Regions from separate parts of the Mus musculus genome. Here region 2 is linked to region 1. Evidence: chromatin loops called from intact Hi-C (ENCODE). Cell type or tissue: heart. All regions are shown on one strand.

The links. A loop is a pair of places that touch in the nucleus more often than their neighbours do. Peaks named below come from ENCODE experiments on the same cell type or tissue, not always from the same donor. Only the 100,000 strongest peaks of a DNase experiment are listed, where the experiment ranks them.
Region 2: a loop joins it to region 1, with 9 times the contacts of the local background. A loop is called at or near these places in 8 of 42 quality-filtered maps.

What each region holds. Positions count from the first base shown.
Region 1 is chr9:44,263,901-44,271,900 of GRCm38, forward strand. Nlrx1 (NLR family member X1) reads right to left here and starts at 4,287. Exons shown (of 10, transcript NM_001163743.1): 1 at 4,080-4,287; 2 at 1,844-1,957; 3 at 1,264-1,333; 4 at 803-891; 5 at 1-348. The coding sequence starts at 1,913. In heart, CTCF peaks have their summits at 3,576, 4,362 (motif pointing left) and 5,422 (motif pointing left); DNase peaks (open chromatin) are centred at 3,621, 4,251 and 4,821; H3K4me3 peaks cover 1,328 bases; H3K27ac peaks cover 2,036 bases.
Region 2 is chr9:44,122,039-44,130,038 of GRCm38, forward strand. Gm10687 (predicted gene 10687) reads right to left here. Exons shown (of 2, transcript NR_152189.1): 2 at 1,730-3,255. Among named protein-coding and RNA genes, the nearest start is that of Gm10687, 8.4 kb to the right of the region's middle. In heart, CTCF peaks have their summits at 2,483 (motif pointing left) and 4,157 (motif pointing right); DNase peaks (open chromatin) are centred at 3,693, 4,153, 5,473 and 5,593; H3K4me3 peaks cover 758 bases; H3K27ac peaks cover 1,787 bases.

The sequences.
Region 1 (8,000 bases):
GCTCAAAGGCAGGCAGTCTCCCGTAACACCAGTCTAAGACCATCTTCCGTACCAACGTGCTCTTGCCAGTACCCACGGTCCCATACAACACCACGGTCTGCACGCGGCGCCCACAAGAATCCGGGTCAAAAAGCTGAGACAGGGCCAGTGGGGGGAGCCCTGCCTGGGTTTGCTGATGCCCCGTGGCCAGCTCCGTGGACGGGCGAAGCAGCTCATCTGGGGTGCTCTCTCGGATCACGGGGTCAACATGAACTGTGTCTAGAGCAAAGGTTGGTCCAAACTGGCGCTCCTCTCTGGGCAGTCGGCTAAACCACTCGGTGAGGTTCCGGCGATGCCTTTGGATAGCTTCTGGATGAGAAAGCAAAGGACATTGTTCAAGGTAAAGGACTAGAGGTGCCGGCTCTTCGGGCTAGCCGGGGTGGCTATAGGTCAGGGTAGGGAGTCAACACAGAGAACTCTGAGATGCAAGGACCCGTTGTGGTGTAAACACATAGAACTAACTCCATTAGCCAGTAGGTTACTCAGAAGGTTTAGAGCCCTATGACAGAAAATATGGAGTCTTTGAACAAATTATGCTGAGCCTGGGCTGACTGGCTTCCTGACACCTGGCTACTGGACCCAAAGTTGTCTCAAGGTAGGGAGAGAATGTCTCTGACAGTGCTTTGTATATGGTCCTTGTGCACAGTGTGATGGATGCTCAGATGACAGGAGGGAGGGGGATTGGGAGTAGATGATGGTGGTAGATCCTCTGTGCCCGTCCTCATCCTCCTAGGCACTTCTTCCTTCCACACCACTCCTTTACCTGTGGCAGAGATGCTCCTGAACAGCTGCCCATGCCTCCCTGGTGGGGGAGCACTGTCTGCCGAGTTTCCATGGTAACGGATAAAGGCCCTGAGAGCAAAGACAAGGGATGGTCTGAGGTTTAGAACTGGGGTGAACCCTGGCATGGGCTCAGTCCAGTCCAGTCTGCACTTTCTAAGATGAAGCCTGGACTCTTGCTCTTCCCAAGGACTGAGACCTGGCCCCTCCAACCCTAATTGCTGCTGCCTGCTTGAGACTCAGACTGACCTCTGCCAGATCGATCCCATTCCCCATTATTATGTACCTACACGCTCTAAGCTAACTTCCTCTAGATCCTTGGGAGTTGCCCTGTACCCTTCCCACCCCAAGAAACCCAACCCTCTCTCCCAGGAGACCCTGACCACTCCCATCTCCTGAGCTATGTCTAGCTGTGTCCTGAGGCTTGACACTCCCAGGTCTCACCTAGGGGGCCTCAGGGGATGCACCCCTTTAAAGGGCCAGCTCCACTGGATCAAGAAGGAGATATGCTCATCTGCAGAGAGAAGAGAGGCAGCATCTGCAGGCCCATCCACACACACCCCTCCGGTGCACACCCCGACATTGACATCAACTCCCCCCTCTTATTTGCTCTTATGGTAGCATGTGCTATTCCTAAATAGCAATTATTACATAATCTTCTCTTTAGCCATATGATTATTTGATTATCATCCATTTCCCCCCTCCATGAGAGTAGGACTCACATCTGGTTCTGTCACAATTATATACCAAGAACCTAACCCACGGTCTGGTGCAGAGCCAACATGCAGCTAATGTCTTGGATAAAAAAAAAAAAAATGAGATTGAAACAGCTAAAAGAGGGCCAGCTCTGCTCCCCTTGTCTAAGATGGGGGGGGGGTGGAAGAGGTGACATGCCAGAGGACCCCAGCTATATTACCACACAGCTGGAAATGGTGTCTGGATCCCTGCTGTTTTGGAAGCATCCGGACCCAGAAGCAGAAGGGGCGGGGGGGTGTCAAAGCAGAAACCTTCATTTCCTGCTTACCTGGTAGCTGGGGTGTTCTTCCCAGGCCAGAGCCCCAAGAGGTCCTGGGCAAATGGCAGCCCCACCTCATCCTAGGAAAACTGGAGCCTGGAACACTTAGAGCCACTTTCTTTCCTGTTGCCCTGCAAAAAGAAAAGTGTGAGTGGGATTGGCAAATGGTTCAAGGGGTAAATACTCCTGCTACCAAGCCTGAGGACCCACATTCAATCCCAGGAACCTACAGGGTAGAACTGTTCCCCAAAGTTGTCCTTTGACCTTTGCACACAGCCAAACCTGCACCCACCATAAACAAATAAATAAACACATAAAAGAAAAACGTAAGAACAAACAAAACACCAATAAAGTAAATTTAAAAAAAACAACCCAGTACTGTGAATGTACGGCCATCAAACCTCCCTTACATGTGCATACACACACACACATACACATGGCACATGCACACATATACACAGAGACAGGCACATGCACTGACAGACACACACATACACATGGCACATGCACACAAATACACAGAGACAGGCACATGCACTGACAGACACACACACACATACACATGGCACACGCACACACACAAATATACACACATACAAACACATACATACCTCTCTCTCTCTCACACACACACACACACACACACACACACCTCTCCCTCCCTCTCTTGCTTTCTCTCGAACCCTTACCCCTAGTATCTAAGAAGGGGCCATCTCCCAAGAGAGGCTCAGCCCTTCCTCATATGTATAAAAGAAGCCTTTGAAACCCTGCCCTGGCTTCTAGCTCTCCTCAGCAAAGATAATCCTAACCTGAGTGATTCTGTTTCATCTCCTACCAGCTCCTGCCTGGCACTGGAGTTTCACAGCTGCCTCTGCCCCGAGATCCAGCCCAATCATCTGCTTTTAGGTTTTATTTTTGCTTGACTGCTAGCAAGCTCAGATAGGAGCCCTGTGCTCACTCGCAGGCCTTTTCTGAGCCTGGCTTTTTTCCCCCACTCATCCTTATTCATTTCCGTCTGCTTTTGTGCCACGGCTGAGTTTTAATGGCTGTATCACTTTATCATCTCTCTGACTTTTATGTAAGCTGCCTGTAAGGCTGGCATAAATAATAAATGGATGTGTGAATGAACTTCCTGCTTGACACAAGGATGTGCCGCCTCTGCCTCACACTTCAGCCATGCCAACCTGGCCTCGTCAGCCCCCCTCCTCTGTTTACTTTGTGGCAGAGCTCCCCCAAGCCCTGGATTCACACACTATTCCCTTGCTCTTTATTCGAAGCCTTCCCCCACAGGCAGCGGTGGCAGTCTTACAGATCTCTCCCTACTGGTTTTTGCCAGCCTCTTCATTTCATCATTTCAGAGAGATCCTTCCAGACCTTACAAAACCCTACTTCCTCAAGTCCTCTGTGCCTCCACTGTTGGCCTATTCCACTCCCTCATCCCCTGCAGAAATCAGCTCCCTAAACTCCTAAGCTACTTGACAGCTATGAAACCCAGGCCCACACAAGCTATTTTTCCAGGTTTGCCCCCAGCCCACACCTCATCCTCCAAGACTACTATTGGATTCTTGCTCTCACCTTCCTAACTCAGTCCCTATACTTTGGTTAGCATTTACTTTATCAGAATCCCAGACACTCTTTGAAGATACTGCTCAAGGTACTCTTTCCCAAGGAGTCTATTCTGGCCCACCCCATCCCACAGCTCCTTGACATGCATATGTGGCTAGGCTGGCGTGGCCTCCCTCACTGCCGCTAGGGCAGAAGGGAAGCAAACTTAGGAAGAGGCTGCACTGAGCACAACTAGCCAGAGCAGGAGCTGGCTGAGGTCTTGAGTGGGCTGGAAACAGGAGACCTGGGGATTAGAGAAAGGTCCTGAAAACCTGACAAATCCCAGGATTGACATCAATCAGCCCCAGGTCCACTGAGTCAAGATAAGACGTGCAGGGTCTAGGATAATTCTCTAATCGAGCAGTTGTCATGGCACTAATCAAAAGAAGGAATGCAACAGAAGTTGCGGAGCTTTTCCACCAAACTGGGTCCCAAATAGCTTTCCCACTTCCACTTGGCTTGGGGGCGGGGGGGCAAAGTGAAGCTGCCAGTAGGCCTGTATTCAGCGCCCAAGCTCCGGCAGAATCCCCAGTGCCACTTGCCCGCTCCCGCGACCCAGCTGCCCGGCTCTTGCTTCCGGGGCCCAGCGCAGCCGTCCAGCCGGGGGCCGGAGGAGCGATCGACCCAGTTAGGCCTTTACCCAGGTTGCCTAGGCCCTGGTGCCCGTCGCCGTGGCCCGGAGGGAAGGAGGCCTGCGTCTCCCGCTGGCTCCGAGCTTCCCCGGCTCGCTCGGCACGGCGCGTCTAGGCCGCCTCCGCCCGCCAGCCAGCGCGCAGCCCGGCCCACTCTGGCACCCCGCCCGGTCTGGACACTGGAGGGCACTGAGCAAAGACCCGCAGAAGGGGGAATGGGGTGCTGGCGCGGGGCGGAGACTCCGGCCCCACCCGGTCTTCCCAGGGCCCAGGTTCCCGTACTGCCCCCTGCAGGTTCCCAAGCGTCAGGCCCAGCCGATGACCTCATCCACCTCCAAGTCTGGACTTGATGAAGCCCATTTTACAGATGAAGACACGGAAGCGTGGAAGAGAAAATGACTCGGGCGCAGGTCGTCCCTGTTGGAAGTAGATGATTCAGAAGAAAAGCTCCGGTCTAGGCCTTCCTTACACTTAGGTACTCATCCCCAGAGCATAATGACTTCCCTTCCTGCTCACAAACGTAGCTTACCTCCAGGCAGAAGACAGCCCTTCTTGGATCCTCCCCTTCTGTGTTATTCAGTCCCAAGACTCTAGAGGGGGGCCTCTGACCACTTTGGCCAGGAAGGAAGAATGGGTACCGACAGATAACTTCCTTCTCCAACCTGTTCTTCCTGTCTGACATCCCGTCATGGTTTTAGCCTTGGGACTTCCGTGTTCTAAAAACCCCAACCCTCATCCCTTCCATTCAAGGAACACCCAAGGTTCTCGTAACCAAGCTGACAGTGACCTTCAAACAAGGAACGCCTCCACATGCAAACACTGGTGTGCAATGTGCAAAGAACAGACATGAAGTAGAGAACTCAGAGAGAGAGGCTCCTCAGGGCCGGCTGGGAAGAGGCTTTTGTGGTCTACCCTCCATAGGAACAGAAGGCCAATGGTGATAATTTTATCTAGGCGATTGTCCATTTATTCCATGTGTGGTGTTAGGCCAGTACTGAACATTCACCCTGGGCTGCCAAGCAGAGCAAGTCATGCAGGGACCCACCATACTTGACAATGAATTTCTTCAGAAGTCGAGGCAAACTATTAGGAAAATTACTACCTGCCTCTAGCAGAGACTCTGACATTTGAACTGGCTGTTAAAAAGTCAGAATGAAAAAAGTCACTGGGCAGCATGGAAAAGGGCATATTTGCATTTTAAGAGATGTTCTTCTAAGATTGGAGAATGGCTCGGCCGTTAGGAGCACTGGCTGCTCTTCCAGAGGGCCTGGGTTCCATTCCCAGCATCTACACAGCAGCTCACAACCATCTGTAACTCCATTCTCAGTGGATCTGATGCCCTCTTCTGGCCTCTTCAGGCACTGCATGTATATGGTACACAAATACACATGCATGCAAAATACCCATACACATATTTATTTGTTTGTTTATTTGTTTATTTATTTATTGGTTTTTCGAGACAGGATTTCTCTGTATATCCCTGGCTGTCCTGAAACTCACTTTGTAGACCAGGCTGGCCTTGAACTCAGAAATCCACCTGCCTCTGCCTTCCAAGTGCTGGGATTAAAGGCGTGCACCACCACCGCCCGGCTGAACATTTTTTTGCACATATTTTTTTAAATATTAAAAATAAAAGAGTCTGGGTAGAGGTAGCACATGCCTTTAATTTCAGTACAAGAAGGCAGAGGCAGGTGGATCTCTGAGTTCAAGGCCATCCTGGTCTACAGAGCGAGTTTCAGGATAGCCAGGAATACACAGAGAAACCCTGTCCTGAAAAGAAAAGAAAAGAAAAGAAAAGAAAAGAAAAGAAAAGAAAAGAAAAGAAAAGAAAAGAAAAGAGAAGAGAAGAGAAGAGAAGAGAAGAGAAGAGAAGGATGGATAGATGGAAGGGTGGATGGATGGATGGATAAATAAATAAAGTTCTTCCAGAGATTGAATAATATGAGCATCTCCATGGATATAGTCTCAGGGGTGACATTTAGGGTCCAGTAGTTTCTCTCCACTTACCTTGCCGTGGGAAGTCAACTGTCACCTGGACCTGGCTACAATTATTGTTTATTGCTCACAGCAAAACCATTCCCTTCCCTCTATGAATATGACAACTGTGTGGGTTATTATATTAACATATAATTTGACTGGCCTCTGCAGACAGAAGGACTGTGAGTCATGCTGTGGGCATGTTCTCTGTTGTCTGGCCTCAGTGTGAGCCACTAGGTGCTCTGAGAGCCATGGCACAGAGATCCATCTCGATCAACTCTGCCCGCCAGCACTTTGCGAGAGCCCTGACACAGAGGCAGCATGCTGTGAATACAGTCTCTGGGGCCTAGCAGGTGGGCATGAGAGAGAGAGAGAGAGAGAGAGAGAGAGAGAGAGAGAGAGAGAGAGAGAGAGAGAGAACATCCATTTCCAGACATAGCTGGATGTGCAGGTTGCAAGAGCAGTGTCTGGAGAGCTCGCCTGTCGCCCTCTGCCTACCTCAGGTTCCTTTGCTGTAAATGGAGATGGTGGTACCACTGCTCTTAGCCCCATCTTGGGGCTGCTGTGGGGATCAAAAGCTCTCTCTGTGAATCTCTGAACTGTTGTCCAAGTATCCTCTGTGCCTGAAGTTGATTCCTGGCTTCAAAGGGGCCCTCTCTAGTCTCTGTGGAACTTCAAATCAAAGGTGTTTGATTATTTCAGACCTACTTCATTGGGGGCTTAGAGTGTAGCTCAGCGTAGACTTGTGTTTGGTGTGGGTTGAAGACAGGTTTATGTTTTAAAAGAGAACCAACCAAAGGACTTGGAGGTCAGAGACTGTAATTCCAGCTATTTAGGAGGTTGAGGACAGATAGTTATAAATTCAAGGCCTACCTAGGTTGCAGAAGGAGTTCAAAGACAACCCAGGCAATGACAGCCAACTTGTCTAAAAGTATAAAACAGCTTTAAAAGGCCTGGGCATGTGCAGGGTCATAGGTTCAACCTGCAGCCAAATGCTCATTCCTGTAATCCCAGCACTTACCGAATTGCTTTGAATTCAAGGAAAACCTGGGCTACGTGGTCAGGAAGGAGCCTGGAGATGTAGCCCAGTTGTTATAGTGCTTGCCTTCTGTACACGCAGCCCTGAGTTTAATTTGCAATTCGGTGCATAAACCAGATGTACCTGCTTGAAAGTGTGGTGTTTAGTAGGTAGGCACAGGAGGACCAAATGCTAGAACAGCTCTGCGGTGACATAGTAAGTTCAAGGCCAGCCTGCACCATATGAGAACCTGTATAGAAAGAAAGAAATAAGCTCCACCCAGATGAATAAATAATAAAAACGAGTATTAGAAAAAATAAGAGCATCTGTGTGTATTGACCCTTAATCTTAACATTCAAGAGAGATCTTTAACTTTTGACGAGCCCCTTATCAGCATCACTCAAGGAAGAAGGCCCCTAAATGCCCCCTCAAACAACCTAGGATTCAGATTCCCAACTTCTCCCCCTCGCTCCAAGTCTTTGTAAGAAATGAAGCTAGGCCGGGCGTGGTGGCACACGCCTTTAATCCCAGCACTCGGGAGGCAGAGGCGGGTGGATTTCTGAGTTCGAGGCCAGCCTGGTCTACAAAGTGAGGTCCAGGACAGCTAGGGCCATACAGAGAAACCCTGTCTCGAAAAAAAAAAAAAGAAAAGAAAAGAAATGAAGTTAGTCTGTCTACAGTTGAGTACCCAACCAGTCTAGATCCTAGTCCAGACCAGAACACTTCCTCTACCTGCGGTACAACTGTGGCATCCCAGACAGCTGACGGGGCTGGTTTCAGTAGGTTCTTTCAATTTCCCAACCCAGGAGAGAAAAGATGAGACAATACAGAGCTTGTTGGGCCATCTGCCACCAGGGCTCAAGCCCCTTCTCAACCCCTCAGAACCCTTGCCCACTCCAAGCCTCTAATGTGTTGTGCTGATTACTGATCTCTC
Region 2 (8,000 bases), 140 kb before region 1:
TCCGAAGGTCCAGAGTTCACCCAGCAACCACATGGTGGCTCACAACCATCCGTAACAAGATCTGACACCCTCTTCTGGTGTGTCTGAAGACAGCTACAGTGTACTTACATATAATAAATAACAAACATCATGACCAAGAAGCAAGTTGGGGAGGAAAGGGTTTATTTTTATTTGGCTTACACTTCCATACCGATGTTCATCACCAAAGGAAGTCAGGACTGGAACTCAAGCAGGTCAGGAAGCAGGAGCTGATGCAGAGGCCATGGAGGGATGTTCTTTACTGGCTTGCTTCCCCTGGCTTGCTCAGCCTGCTCTCTTATAGAACCAAGACTACCAGCCCAGAGATGGTCCCACCCACAAGGGGCCTTTCCCCCTTGATCACTAATTGAGAAAATGCCTTACAGTTGGATCTCATGGAGGCATTTCCTCAACTGAAGCTCCTTTCTCTGTGATAACTCCAGCTGTGTCAAGTTGACACAAAACTAGCCAGTACAATGTTCAAGTTTTTAATTGTATTTTCTTTTTGAGATCAGGTCTCACTATATAGGCCTGGCTGGCCTTGCACTGCTGGTCTTCCTGACTTGGCCTCCTGAGTGTTGGGATTACTGGATCCCTCACTCTAGCAATAAATACACATTTGAAGAGAAGTGTGGATTGATGTTACAAAGTGAGAGCAGAGTGTTCCCTGGGTATTACTGAAAGCACCATAGATTTTTTTTTGTTGTTGTTGTTTTGAGACAGGGTTTCTCTGTTATAGCCCTGGCTGTCCTAGAACTCACTTTGTAGACCAGGCTGGCCTCGAACTCAGAAATCCGCCTGCCTCTGCCTCCCAAGTGCTGGGATTAAAGGAGTGTGCCACCACACCCAGCAGCACCATGGATTTTTGAGTACTTACATTTACTTTTATTTTGTCTTGTGACAGGGTTTCACTATGTAACCAAGGCTGGCTTCAAACTTGAGGCAATCTTAGTATTAGCCTTGTAATTGTATTAGCCTCCCACATAAGTACACTTTGATAGTCTGTTGGAGCCTCTCTACCCACTAAGCTATCTTGCCTAAAACAAACAAACAAACAAAAAACTTGTTCAAGGCCAGCCTGGCCTACAGAGGGAGTTCCAGGACAGCCATGGATACATAGAGAAACCCTGCCTTAAAACAACACCCCCAATACCACCCCCAAATAAATCTTAAAGTTGGCTTGGTAGCGTTTGCTTATAATCATAGCACTCAGGAGACGGAAGATTCCAGTGTTTATGGTTACCCTTGACTACATAAGTTTGAGACCTTGTCTCAAAAAATAAAGGGCACCTACATGGGTGCTCCCAACAGTTTATGACTCCATAGGTGGTTCCAGGAGATCCAATGTCCTCTTCTGACCACTTCAGACAGCAGCACATACATGGTACACATGTATATATTCAGACAAAACATAGGAAAGTGTGTTTTGGGAGAGTCAGAGCTGCACAGTGAAACCCTGTCTCAAAACAATAATAAACAAATTTTAAAAAATATATTTTAGGATTTATTTATTATAGGTAAGTACACTGTAGCTGTCTTCAGACACCCCAGAAAAGAGCATCATATCTCATTACGGATGGTTGTGAGCCACCATGTGGTTGCTAGGATTTGAACTTGGGACCTTTTGAAGAACAGTCAGTGCTCTTAACTGCTGAGCCATCTCTCCAGCCCCTAAAAAACATTTTATTTATTTATTATTTTTTTTGTTTTTCAAGACAGAGTTTCTCTGTATAGCTCTGGCTGTCCTGGAACTCTGTAGACCAGGCTGGCCTCGAACTCAGAAATCTGCCTGCCTCTGCCTCCGAGTGCTGGGATTAAAGGCGTGCGCCACCACGCCCGGCTATTCTATAGGTCTTGATGATTTCCTACTGGCACGTATAAGGAGCACTCAGCACTCTCTGGGGCATTGAGCAGGTGGTGAACTCTCTTCAATCTGTTTTAAAAATCATCCTTAGTGGGCTGGAGAGAGAGCTCAGCAGTTAAGAGCACTTAACTGGGGTCATGAGTTCAATTCCCAGCAACCACATGGTGGCTCACAACCATTGGTAATGGGATGTGATGCCCGCTTCTGGTGTGTCTGAAGACAGCAATGGTGTGCTCATAGATATATAACATAAATACGTAAATCATTTTTTAAAATCACTCTTATTGTTAATAAGTTCTATGTGTGTATATGTGAACACTCCTACCAGTGACCATTTTCCTGTTACTTAGCAAAGACATTAGGCTTGGGACAGTTTGCATGACTACATCAGCTCTCCCTGACTCCCTGGAGCAAAAATCTCACAGCCATCAGATCATCCTGTGTCAGAATCAGCAATCTAGAACACTGACAGAGGTAACTACACAAAGACTGCAGCCAATTGCCTAAGCTCCCGGAGGTATCAGAATTTTCACTATACCAAGCCTTGATGATCTCTAGATGACCCTACAACCATTTCCACCTGCGACAGGGGTGGAACACTCCCCCTGGTGGCTTACTAGAGGAATTTCATGATGCCAAGAGGCAAGATGGAGCCGGGTGTAGTGGCACACGCCTTTAATCCCAGCACTCAGAATGCAGAGGCAGGCGGATTTCTGAGTTCGAGACCAGCCTGGTCTACAAAATGAGTTCCAGGACAGCCAGGGCTACACAGAGAAACCCTGTCTCAAAAAAAAAAAAAAAAAAATTGGCAAGACGGGGGTTTGGCCCAAACAAATGGCCATGATTGGTCCAAACACTCAGCTGTATACATAGGCCTACTAGACAAGTTGCCTGTGTCCCCATTACATGTGGCGGTCAGAGGACAACTTTCAGGAGTTGGTTCTCTCTCTCCTACCACGTGAGTTCCGGAGAGTGATTTCAGGTCTTCAGGCTTAGCAGCAAGTGCCCCACCCCAGCAGTCCATCTTCCCAAGAATTTAGGAGGCCGAATCAGAAGCGTTTCCATGGACTACACAGGGAGTTCCAGGTGTGCATAGGCTACAAAGGGAGAGCCTGTCTCAAAACACACAGAGCAAAAGATAAACAAATAAACAAACAAACAGAAGGCATGGAGGAAGGAGGGGGAGAAGAGGAGAGGAAACGGAAACAAAAGGGTGGAGGGAGAGGAAAGGACCTTCTGACCCTGCCTCTGCTGGGCTTGTTCTTTTGACAGCTGAGCAGCACTCCCCTCCGCGGCGTGAATGCAGGTCTTCTTTCAGGCCTCAGCCAAGGGTTGGATTTCTCTCTGTGTGGACGTGGGGGAGGCAGAAGAGGCTGCAAAACAAACAAACAAACACCCTCAGTCACATGCCAGGGACAAATGGCTAAAACAAGGCTACACCCTATATGATGTTGGACACTGCCTTCCAGACATTTCCAATTTCCACCATCTAAGGGAGGGAAGGGAGTCTGAAGGGAAATCGAATCTTAGAAAGCAAAGCCTTCTTTGGTTCTGGCCCGCTGGGGCCTGGACTTATTTAATGGATTTAAAGCAACTTGGGGGTATTGTTCCCTTCCTTAAAACCATGCTGTTTATGCCCTGCTGATGTTAATAATTTATCACCATTAACAAATCGCCTGTAACCCAGCCTTATCCCTCACTAACATCCCTCCTCCCTCACAGGATGATGACCATTGGCCAACAGTCCCTTGCCCAGAGCGTGCTTGGCCACCCTCAAAGCAGCACACCCCACTGCCCCTCAGAATGAGGCTAGGTGGCACACTTCCAGGAGGCTGCCCTGGGCCCACGCGGCTGTTAGCAGCAGCTGCTTCACGCATGTGTCTGCTCCCAGTGTTTGGCATGTTTTATTATAAATGTACTTGCCTGTCTCATTATGAATCCACGCTTCTCAAATGCAGGGACGTTGTCTTCACATACACACACACACACCCATCTCCCCCACTCTCCACCAGCTTAGCTGCCCTCTAATGGACTCCGTTCCAAAGGCACAGGGTAGATTAGAGAGAGAAGGGGGCCTCCCCCATGCCATGCCCACTTTGTACCTCGAATCTCCTCTGTCATCTCATTTTGCTACAGTGTTGAGTCGCCACTCAGGATTAAAAAGTAGAATCGGACCCAGAAAGCCTGGGTTTCTGTAACTCTGAAATCCTAAACTCCAGGCCTGAATTCTCCCACCTACTCCATAAGATGAAAGAACAATCCAAATGAGCAGCACTAGGGGGCGCTCTTGGGCCACGAAGACCTCAAGACACCAGTGTAATGCCAAGTCCCCTTTCATCGCATTATTCTGCTGTTGCTCAAAAGCCTTCAGTCGTTCCTCGGTTTGCCTAACTTTTCTTGAAATCCAAGGTGTTTCCCCATAACCTAATTCTGCCTCATCGGAAACACTAGCTAGCCACGTAACACTCCCTGTTCACATAAGCATTCCTAGTGTAACCCACATTTTCTGCTGCAGTAAACATGTATATTAGGAATAAATGAAGGCTTGCAGTGCAAATAGAATGACAACACAGGTCCCCTCCTCCTCAACTGCCTTCTAGCCAGACAGCTGCCTGGAAACTTTGTAACAGGGTCCCAGACCTTAGCACAACTGACTCCGTGAGGGAAATGCCATTCAGGACATAAAACTCAACACAGAGACAGCGCCACCTGCCAAAATGAAAACAGACCTAGTCCATCAACGCCTATAATTCAGGGAAAGCCTCTAAATGTACTAACCTTGCTTTTTGGTTTCTGTAGTACTGCTTTTGGCTGTTTTGTTAACTGAAGTATGTCAACCCAGGACATGGGTTTTGTGCTTAAAAGCTGAGAAAGGCTCAGGGCTATGCTGGTATCCAAACAACAGACATATTACTAGCCAGCTAATAGGGACTATCTATTGGCTTAACCCATGTCTGAGAGGTCCTCTCCGGTGAACCCTCTACAACAAACTTCCCACACAGAACCCAGGCAGTGGTGGGGCACCCCTTTAATCACAGCACTTAGGAAGCAGAAGCAGGCAGATCTCTTGTGAGTTCGAGGCCAGCCTTGTCTGTAGAGTGAGTTCCAGGACAGCCATGGCTACACAGAGAAGCCCTGTCTCGAAAAACAAACAACAAAAAACTATTTCCACATAGAACTGCAATTGGCAATGAACATGCCCTGCTCTCTGCCCTCTTCCTCTTTGTTTCTCTTTTGAAATTTTTTTTTTTTTTTTTTTTTTGGGTTTGGTCTTTAGGTCAAGAGTCTCACTATGGAGCTTTGATTGGCTCTGAACTCAGAGATCCACCTGCTTCTGCCTCCCAAATTCTGGGGTTAAATACTGGCGAGCACTGCCAGGCCAGGCCCTTCTGGTTTTGAGATAGGTTCTCATGTACCTCAGGGGACACTTGAAATCCTGATTTTTTTTCCTGCCTCTGCCTCCTAAGTGCTGGGGGATTACAAGTCTGTGCAATCACCCTGGCTTCCGTCCCTCCCTCTCTCTTTGTTGCAGCCATTTCCCCTGCCTGGAATGGCCAGCCCTTGCTTTTTTTTTTTTTTTTTTTTTTTTTTTTAAGAGAGGATCTTGTTATGTAGAGTAGGCTGACTTCCAACTTGCAGCAAGGCAGCATCTCTGGCCTTCTCCAGCATTCCCAAGTACTTCTCAAGTCCCATTCTCAAGCAGTGGGACTGCAGGTGCACACCACCACACCCCACTGACCTTGTTCCTTTCTGGACAGCTGGCTTTTCTTTGATACCTCCCCGGTTCCAGAAAGACTCTCCTGGCTGGCAGAGGTCCCGGGACCAGGCTCTGGCACTCCCTGTTCTGAGTCCCTGTTCTACCTTCTTTTGAGTCCACAGAGTTCAGCCTTTAATTTGGCTCTTCTCATGACTGACCTTTCTTCAGACCCTCATTGCTTGCTGGGATTGTAGTTCATTGGCAGATGCTCGCTCACCCAGCACACACGAAGTCTCGGTTTGATCCACAGCATTGCATGAAACAGGCAAGGTGGGACATGCCTATGATACCAGAACTCAGGGCACCAGGGCTAGAAGACCAGAAGTGCAAAGCCATCCTTGGTACATAGGAAGTTTAAGGCCAATCAAGACAAAATTTAATTTTTTAAAAAAGATTTATTTATGGGCTGGTGAGATGGCTCAGTGGGTAAGAGCACCCGACTGCTCTTCCAAAGGTCCGGAGTTCAAATCCCAGCAACCACATGGTGGCTCACAACCATCCATAACAAAAATCTGATGCCCTCTTCTGGAGTGTCTGAAGACAACTACAGTGTACACATATAATAAATAAATATCTTTAAAAAAAAAAGGGGGGGTCTTGAATTAAAGAGGCAGGCAGCAGATTTCTGAGTTCAAGTCCAGCCTGGTTTACAGAGTGAGTTCCAGGACAGCCAGGGCTGCACAGAGAAACCTTGTCTCAAAAACAGAAACAAAAAAGAAAGGGTCTTGAAATCTTGCCCAGGCTAGCCTCAGCCCCCTACCTCAGCCTCCCAAGTACCAGGAAAGCATGGGCTATGCTGCCCAGAGTTTCCTCTGAAAGTTTGTTGTTGTTTTTTTGAGTCTTGACACAAGGTGTTTTTGTGTAACACAACTCTGGTTGTCCTGGAACTTGCTCTGTAAACCAAGCTGGCCTTGACCTCAGAGACCCACCTGCCTCTGCCTCCCCAGGAGTGGAATTAAAATAGGAAGCTGGCTTCTATCACCCAGCTAAATGCTAATTTTTCTTTTAAGGATAACATTTCACTATATAAATCCAGGCTGGCCTCAAAACCATGATCCTCCTATCTTCACTTCTAAATGCTGGGACGAAAGGCCTGTTCAAGTACACCCACCCTTTCTCATTTTCTCTTTTAAAGATCAAGATAAACTTGGCTCACCAAAGTGACCCCTAAGTAAAAGTTCTAGGCTGTAAAGTTCCCTGTAAAGAGAGCACAGCTCCTTCTGTCCCTCAGAACTCTGTCCTGGTTCTGTTAGGTAGTAAGCTGGTCTCAAGACCACCAGTTCCTTCAGTGTTTGAGCCCTCACGGCTTCCAGCGGGACAGATGCTTGCAAGAGAAGCAGGTCTGCACCTCCCCGGCTAGTTTGGATCCAAATCCCATGATCCACTGAAGCTCCCCTGGTGGCCCAAAGTAGCGGGGTGTTAGCTTCTTGTGGGTTCTTCTTCCTTCCACCCTTCTCCATCCCCCTTCCCACACTTTCAACCCCCTAACACTAGATAGGAGAAAGGGGAAGAAGAAGGGGCGACTTTATAGACTACTTCCTGCTGATCAGGGGCAGAGTTCCTTAGGGAGAGTTTGAGCTATGGAGTCAGGATATCTAATACCGTCTTCCTTCTTTGCACCAGACAACTTAAACCATAGCCCACCCTGTCTCTCTGGGCTCTGGGATTTATATACCCTCTGAAAAGTCCCCAGAAACTATCTGCTGTTGGCAAAACCACACCCCTGCTACAGCAGGAGACAAATCATAGTTAGCAGCTATGGACAATCTGAAGCAGTCCCATATCCCATATCTGGGATTAAAATGAAAACATCCTTATAATATTTGTTTGGTTTTGTTTTTCACTTGAAACCAGAATTCTCACCGTCTAGGTATGCAGTCTGGGAAGCCAGCAGGTGGGCCTTGTCTATCTCCTTTATTCTCAAGTCAACTACCGTAAGATCCCAACCCTGTCAGGTCCCTTTCTGGGTTGACAGCCTTAAGGACTGAGGGTGTTACGTCCTCCGAGAACACAGGGGCCAGCAGAATGTGACTTCGGATTTCCCACAAGCTCCCCAGCTTATCAGCCTCCAGGACAATGCAAAGTCAAACTTAAGCAGCCCTCTGGGGACATTCCTCCCCCTGGGTGGTGGTATTTGGGAGAGAGGATGTGAAACTTCCTGGGGGTGGGAGTAGGTATAAACTTCCAGCATCCGGCCTGGGCCCCCTACATCCTCCTTACCCCAGATTTAAGCTGGGGACCGGGAAATGGGACGAGGGTATGAACCTAGAAGCCTCAGATCCAGGACTTCACCAGTGACTTGACTTGCTCTGCGCAGGGAGCCCGCTGCTGGGACCCGGTGCTTGGGCAGAATCCTGCCCG